Regions from separate parts of the Homo sapiens genome. Here region 1 is linked to region 2. The links are chromatin contacts, found by Hi-C or POLR2A ChIA-PET in ENCODE. All regions are on one chromosome and are shown on one strand. The core of a region is the stretch at or near the end of the contact, and the rest is flanking DNA. Distances in the headings are between cores, read along the strand shown. Region 1 holds the start of SIGIRR (single Ig and TIR domain containing). Region 2 holds the start of PGGHG (protein-glucosylgalactosylhydroxylysine glucosidase).

The links. Hi-C counts contacts between places; a loop is a spot of excess contacts on that map. ChIA-PET counts read pairs that join two places held with the same protein, here RNA polymerase II (POLR2A). Pooled maps may share reads with other maps.
Region 1: POLR2A ChIA-PET joins it to region 2 with 27 read pairs in CD4-positive, alpha-beta memory T cell. The contact joins the promoter of SIGIRR here to the promoter of PGGHG in region 2. A Hi-C loop is called at or near these places in 1 of 37 single-sample maps with no recorded cell type and 5 of 50 pooled maps. POLR2A ChIA-PET finds 5 or more read pairs at or near these places in 11 of 52 experiments (AG04449, CD4-positive, alpha-beta T cell, CD4-positive, alpha-beta memory T cell and 8 more).

The regions. Positions count from the first base shown.
Region 1 is chr11:413,630-418,670 of GRCh38, forward strand. SIGIRR (single Ig and TIR domain containing) reads right to left here and starts at 1,370. Exons shown (of 10, transcript NM_001135054.2): 1 at 1,194-1,370. It overlaps ANO9 (anoctamin 9), which reads right to left. Exons shown (of 23, transcript NM_001012302.3): 23 at 4,309-4,960. The coding sequence ends at 4,742. RefSeq lists an enhancer at 1,843-2,462 and silencers at 2,983-3,052, 3,113-3,232, 3,263-3,342, 3,553-3,602.
Region 2 is chr11:287,876-290,375 of GRCh38, forward strand. It overlaps PGGHG (protein-glucosylgalactosylhydroxylysine glucosidase), which reads left to right and starts at 1,251. Exons shown (of 14, transcript NM_025092.5): 1 at 1,251-1,364; 2 at 1,929-2,200. The coding sequence starts at 1,942. RefSeq lists enhancers at 1-427, 428-957 and silencers at 841-1,370, 1,381-1,440.

The DNA of each region.
Region 1 (5,041 bases), core at 120-2,619, 130 kb after region 2:
ACCCTCCTCTGCACCCTCTCCGCTGCCTGCCTCTCCTTGCACCCTCTCCCCTGCACCCTCTCCCTGCAAACCCTCCCCTGCACCCTCTTCCCGCACCCTCTCCCCTGCTCCCTCTCCCCTACGCACCTTCCCCTGCACCCTCTCCTCTGCCTGCCTCCCCCTGCACGCTCTCCACTCCCCACCTTCCCCTGCCCACCTTCCCCTGCACCCTCTCCCCTGAACCCTCTCCTCTGCCTGCCTCCCCCTGCACCCTCTCCCCTCCCCACCTTCCCCTGCACCCTCTCTTCTGCCTGCCTCCTCCTGCACCTTCTCTCCTCCCTACCTTTCCCTGTACTCTCGTCTGCCTACCTTCCCCTGCACCCTCTCCCCTCCCCACCTTTCCCTGCACCCTCTCCCCTGCACACCTTCCCCTGCACTCTCTCCTCTGCCTACCTTCCCCTGCACCCTCTCCCTCCCCACCTTTCCCTGCACACCTTCCCCTGCACCCTCTCCTCTGCCTACCTTCCCCTGCACCCTCTCCCCTCCCCACCTTTCCCTGCACCCTCTCCCCTGCACACCTTCCCCTGCACCCTCTCCTCTGCCTACCTTCCCCTGCACCCTCTCCCCTCCCCACCTTTCCCTGCACACCTTCCCCTGCACCCTCTCCCCTGCACCCTCTCCTCTGCCTACCTTCCCCTGCACCCTCTCCCCTCCCCACCTTTCCCTGCACCCTCTCCCCTGCACACCTTTCCTTGTACCCCCTCCCCTCCCTAACTTCCCCTGCACCCTCTCCTCTGCCCCTCCTCCCCTGCACACATCACATACACACAGCCCTCTGGCCCATGTGCACCTGCACAGAGCTTCAGTCTCAGCCCGTGTGCACACTTGCACCTCCTACACAGCACACTTCCTACCACACACACCTCCCATTACCACTGCACACAGCTTAGGCTGCAGACCCCTCACACAACTGTTGAGTATATACAACACCCATTGCAACGCTTGTCACAGAGCCTAGGACCACAGGCACCCCACAGCACACACACTGCACCTGACACCCACCCTTGGCCGCTGATGCGACACAGCCTCCTGCTGCCCCTCGCTCTGTCTCACACACACATGCACACACATGCATATGGGTCTTGGGCGCCGTGGGCCTCCTCTCAGCCAGGCCCTGACACAGGCTCACTCAGAGCAGCGGGGAAGGCAGTCACCTGGTTCCAGTTCTTTCCTCCGGGGGGCAAATGTTGGTCATTGGTGCGCCTTTGGGAGCAAACTCTCCCCTTCGCTGGGCCCCAGGGAGTGTCCACAGCACCAAGGCTGCTATGGATGCATCGCCAAGCGCGGTGGGGACCTGGCTTGTGTCTTTGTGTATTTTGATCAGAACTTTCCCTGTAGCTTCCTGGCCTTGCAGTCACATCCTCTCCTAACCCTAAACCCCACCCAGGCACCCACCCCTTCCCTAGGCGGGCGGGAGGACGGGCAGTTGGTGGTTCTCACCCCGCCTGCCCCGGCTCTTCCTGTAGCTCTGAGTCAAGCGGCTCCTTCCTCTGGAGCCCGCCCCAACCCACCCAGGCACGGCACTTTCCTCTGTGCAGCGTGTGTGTGTGTGTGTGTGTGTGTGTGTGTGTGTGTGTGTGTGCAGTGTGTCTGCGTGTGTGCAATGTGTGTGCAGTATGTGCGTGTGCGTGCGTTTGTGTGTGTGCGTGTGTGTTGTGGGGTGGGGGGTGCTCAAAGGGGCAGGTTCCAGGGGTAATGCATGGGGGGTCCTCCAGCCAGGAGACCCCCGCCAGGGCCACCCTGCACACATACAAGGAGGACCGGGGACCGCGCGGCATGCCTTCCAGACGCTACTAGAGCTCACACTCAGGAGCCAAGGGGCCGGTTTGCTCCCCCATGTGTCTTTGACCTCTGACCCCGGGGAACAGGGCCTTCAGAAACTCCCGGTCAACAATGGGGCTCCAGCAGAACTCTTCCGCCCTCTCCCCGTCCCTCTCCCAGACATAGCTCCCCCGATGGGTGAGCAGTTACAAGGGACTATGGCATCTTGTGGACCTTCCCTTCAGGCTGGGGTGGGAGGGCAGCGCCCCCTTTTCCAAATAAGGAGCAAACACAGGTGGCCGAGGCTCCTGGCTCAGAGCAGATGAGGGGCAGATGGCATCTCCTGTTGTCACCAAACTGACACTCCCCAGGTTGACCTGGGACTGGGGACCCAGTGACCGGTGGCTGGTATTGCCCACAGAATCAGACAAGGGTCTCCTTTGGACCCTGGCCCTGCCCTCAGCCACATGGGGGCAGGGCTTCATTGTGGAGGGCTGCCATCCAGCCTCCCGGCCCTGGCTGAGCACCCTCTCAGCAGCAGGCTTTCTACAGGTACTTGTCTGACTGAGTCCCAGCCCTGCTAGGACCTTCCTTTGTCCCGGTACTCAGCCTTGGGTGATGGTGGGCCTTGGGCTCAGGGTCCCAAAGACAGCACCCCTTCCCCCACAGAGCCTGGTACCAGCCCCTCCTTGAAGTGGGTCCTTGGAAGCCCCTCAAGAAGGTTCTCCCCACACTGCAGGTCAGGAAGCAGGCACAGCAGGGCCCAGGGCACCCCCGCAGGAAGCAGGAGCAGGGCCTCCAGCACAGGCCCTGGGGTCAGCCGCCAACTGTGAAGCCCCGGCTCGGCGGCTGCTCTGTGCACCCGGTCTCAGCGTCACCATCTCTCAGGGCTGGCTTGGCACCCTCTCCTTCCCTCTCTCTGCTAACGTCCTGCACCCCCGAGCCCCCAGGTCCACCGTCCAGGGTGAGCATGAACACCCACAAAGTCTCCGACCCTCGCCCGCACAGCTCTTCCGAGGCGCCCAGAATCTCAGTCCAAGCCTGGCCCTGGTCGCCTCGCACTGCCCACCGCACTCTGCTGGGCACCTTGAGGTTCTTAGAAAGCGCCAGCTCCTCCCGCCCTCAGACCCAGCCAGCGTCCTCGGTCCGCGGCCGCCCCTGCCCGGTGGGTTCGACGCTCAGCACCCAGCACCCTGCGGGCGACTCCCGCTCAGCTCGGACGCGCCGCCCCTCCGCTCCCCGTGCGCGCTGGGCCCCCAGCGCCTGTCCTGAAGCAGGAACGTGGGTAAAAGGCTGCGGCCCCGCAGGCCGAGGGGCTCTGGTTCGCTCCCCTACCCCGCGCCCACCTGCGCCCTGGGCGCCCTCCAAGTGAGGAGGGCGGAGAACGAGGACGCGCGCGGGAGGCGGGCACGGGGGTGCGGCTCGGGGCGCTCGGCCGGGGCAGAGGCGCGCGGATGGCGGAAGCTCCACCCGGCGCCGGGCGAGCTCGGGCCCCAGCCTGACTCTTGGTCCGCCCTCGGCGCCTCAGGAAGCCTCGAGCTGGGATCCAGGCTTGGGCGACCGAGGTGGGATCCCTGCGCGCCTCGGCGCTCCTAGCCCCGCTCTGTTCTGCGCGAGGGTCACCAAAAAGCCGCTGACCACGTCGGGCAGAGGAAAGGGTGGCCCCCGCCCCCTTCGCCCACTTTCCTCCCTTCCCCCAGCCCTGGAAAGGGCCAGGACGCGGGCGAGCTCGGGCTTCCGGGCGACGCGGGAACCTCCCCGGCCCCGAGCCATTTCCTGAGAGACCGCGCCCAGGGACAAGCAGCGCCCCGGGCCCCGACTCCAGGCCTGCAGCGGCTCTGGGAGGACTGCGACCTCCACTCACCTTCGCGGGTCTGATGGCGACCGCCACTCACCTGCTGCCAGGACCTGGGGCTCGCGCCGGGCGGGGGCGGGGCAGCTCACCTGAGCCAGGTGCGCAGCGGCAACAGCCCCGGCGGCGGCGTAGCCCCGGCAGCGGCAGCAGGTGCGGCCCCGCCCCGCAGTCAGGGCGGGGGCGGACCCCAGCGTCCCGCTCTGCGCCCAAGGCTGGCGCTGGAGGCTGCGCTGCTGCCCGGGAGCCGCTGCCGCACGGGCCTGGGGCCAGTGGCCAAACCAGCCCAACCAGCGCGCAGAGCCCCGGAGCCCCAGAGCCTTGGGGACTCTTCGGAGCGTCCACCGCCCTCAAGGTTTTGCGCGTCCGCCCCTATCTCTTCCCTTTCCTCCAGGAAGCCTGCCTTGACCCCCACCCCACCCTCAAGTGGCCCCGATGTCTTCTCTTGCCTCCCTCAACACCCCAGGTGCAGGGACGGGGAGAGGACCCCATAGGCGCCCCTCCCTTGGAAGCCCATGGAAAACTGGAGAAGGGACAGGCGGCCTGAGGCGGCCTCACCTGGTTCCAGACGTTCCACACTCCGGGTCTGTTTCCCATCTAGCCCTGAGGGCAGATATAATCCACCCGGGACCCAGCGAGGCCAGGAAAGCAAGACAGACAGGCTTAATTTTACTGCAGAAACGGGTTGGCTGAAGGGAACAGGCCAGCGAGGTGGGCTCAGGACACCCCCAACAGCCAGGATGGGGGCACGGCAGGATCTGGCGCCCAGAAGTCAGAGGGAGGCCCAGGAAATTTGCGCCAGTTTTCCTGCCTTGTGGCTGCCTGAGGAGCCCTCACTCCCAGTTCTGTGGGTGCCCAGGGTCACCCAGAGTTCAAGTCAGGGCTGTGCCAAGCCTGAGAGCCCCCACAAAGACGGAGCAGGCGGAATAGGGTGGCAGCTCACAGCCCTGAACATACAGGGGATTCCTGCGGCCCCACATGGGCACAGCCTTCTCACAGCACCCCTCAACACGCACAGCGGTGGGCTTGTGGGAGGTGCTGGTGGTGGCACTGTCTCAGCTCCTGGTGGCCTCTGGACGGGCTCTGGCCCTACACGTCTGTGCTCCTGGCACTGAAGATGGATGCTGGGGTGGGATGGGCAGGCATTGGGGGCCGAGAGCCTGCCCCCACCCCACCCAGCCTCTGCCTTCCATGCCACATCTTCTCACGCAGCCTCTGGTACTTCACCTCCAGAACCTTGTTCTTCACCGACTGAGGGATGTCGGGCACGAACCAGGCGGCGATGAGCTTGATGCACAAGGCCACGTGCTAGCGGCAGCACAGGAGAGGCCCAGCACGGTCAGGTGCCAGCTGGCATTTGGGGGTTCAGGGCCGGGGAGAAGGACTGGG
Region 2 (2,500 bases), core at 1-2,500:
AGTTGCAGGAGGGGGTTTGCGCCGGGTGGAGCTTGCGTGAGGAGCGCTTTTGGATCGTCCTCCGTGAGTTGGGCGCCATGGCTGCCTTCTGGGCAGAGTGCAGGGCCTGCCTTAAATGTTGTGGGGGTTCTGTTCTCAACAAAGGCGTAAGTTGGGAGCGACTGAGCCACTCCAGGAGGAGGTGTGGGCCCACGGCGTGTTGGAGGTGGAGCCACAGGACCTGTCCATAGGTTGGATGCTGTGTGGGTGACAGAGAGAAACCGGGGCTCACGGCCTGGGCAGCGGGACGGGCGGAGTCGTCCTCACCTGTGCTGGGGACCCTGTGGGAGCAGCAGGCTTCCGAGCACGTGCTGGACCCCGGCGTCTCCGGCTGCACCGAGTGGTCAGGACATTGAGGCCGGGTCAGGGAGCGTGAGATACCGGGACGAGCGGGCCCAGGGCTGAGCCCAGCGGCGTCCGGGTGGGCGGTGGCGTTGAGATGGGAATTGGGAATTGCACCGGTGGTCTCAGGAGGATGGAAAACCCAAGCAGCAGCTGCACCAGGACCGAGGCAAAGGGACCGCAGTTTAACAGAAAACCCAAAACGAGAGCGAGAAAACGGCCAAACACCCGTGCGAGTGAGACGTCCATGAGCCTTCCCGGCAAAACGCCCAATAAGGGAGAAGGGGCAGGCGCGGCGGGGGCCGGGGTTCCCTGAAGTCCCCTTCGTTTCCAGAATCCCTAAAGATCATTCCGCCCCCCAGGGAGGAAACCCAAGCTCCGCCGAGCGCGGCGGGTCTGTGCCTTCGCTTCGCTTCCAGCCTCTCGCTTCCTTCTGACCCGACCCCGAGTTCTTTCTCCGGACGGTGTCGAGAACCCGGGCGCCGGCTGGGGCTGGAGTCTCGCTGGCCTCGGAGCGCCCCCGAGCCCTCGGGCGACAGCGAGGCGAGGACCCAGGTGGAGGCGGCCGGGGGCGCGGGCGGAGGGAGGAGGCGCGGGAGGGAACCCCCGGCCCGCGGGCCCCACCCACAGCCGCCCCGGGACGCAGCTCGGGGTCCAGGCTCGAGCTTTGCTCACTCAGGGCGCTTCGTGCAGGGAACGCCAGGCCCCCGGACGCGACCCACGCGGCCGCTGCCAGCGGGGACCGAGGGGAGCCGGGGCCGCGGCCGCGAGTCCACGTCCCGCCCCCGGGCCCGGCCCAGCGACCGCCCCCGCCGCCCAGGGACCGCCCCCGCCTCCCAGCGACCGCCCGGGCCCTCGGGGCGGGGACCGCGGACCTTCCTGGTGGCGCGGCAGCCGGGCGGCTCCTCCTTCCTCCCGGCCCTGGCGTGGAGCAGAGGGACACAGGTTCCCACGCTGGCGCCCGGCGACCGGGTGGGGCTGCGGTGAGTCCCAGAGGCCCCCGCCCCGCAGCTCCCGGCCGCCCCGGCCCGTCCCCCCAGCCCCCGGTCGCCCCATCCTCCCTCCCCCACCCGCGCCTGCCCCAGCCGCCTACACCCCCGAGACCCCCACCCGCCCGGCGCCCCGGCAGCCCCGGACTCCCTCCCCCATCCCGCCCAGCGCTCCCCCCACCCTCCACACACGCCCGCCCCCACGTGCCACCAACAGACGCAGGTCCCGACCACAGAGGGTGGGGGCAAGACCGGGGTTGTGGGGGGTGCGTTTGGAAAGCAGGGTTAGGACTGGAATTCTAAGGTAGCAGGAGGGAGAGACACACTCAGGGGCTCAGCTGGGTTCCTGGAGATCAACCTTTGGGGTCTGAGCCCCTCTGAGAGTCGAGCTCCTTTCCTGCGAGGCCCCGTCTAGGAGGGGCCTCAGGAAAATCGGGGCTGCCCAGCTGGTTCCGCAACTCCCCCCAGTTCTGAGGGAGGCTTCAGGGGATTACAGACGGTCTCAAGAGGGAGGCCCAGCCAGTCCCGCGGCCCCTGACACCCCATCAGGCCGCTCAGGCCCAGCAGCTCCATGGAGGACGCCGGCGAGGACCCCACCACGTTTGCTGCCCACTCTCTGCCCAGTGACCCCCGTCTCTTGGCCACTGTGACCAACGCATACCTGGGCACACGAGTGTTTCACGACACGCTGCACGTGAGCGGCGTGTACAATGGGGCTGGCGGGGACACGCACCGGGCCATGCTGCCCAGCCCCCTCAACGTCCGGCTGGAGGCCCCTGCAGGGATGGGGGAGCAGCTGACCGAGACCTTCGCCCTGGACACCAACACAGGTAGCGCCACCTGGCCTGCCTCACCCCTGCCCCAGGCATTGTTCCAGGTCGGTGGGGCAACCACAGCATCGAATCCCACCAGCACCTCCTGAGTTTACACAGGAAGTCTCACTAAGACAGGAGGCCCCAGAGGCCCGCAGGGTCCCCCCTTCCCTCCACCTGGAGGCCTCCTGTGCAGCTGTAGCGGGAACGAGCAGCCGAGGGCCCAGAGGGATCCGCCTCATTGTGGGGAGAGGCAGCGGTCGGGTGGTCCACTCCTGCCCCAGAGAGGCCATAGCTTGGCAACCCACCTGCCTTCGC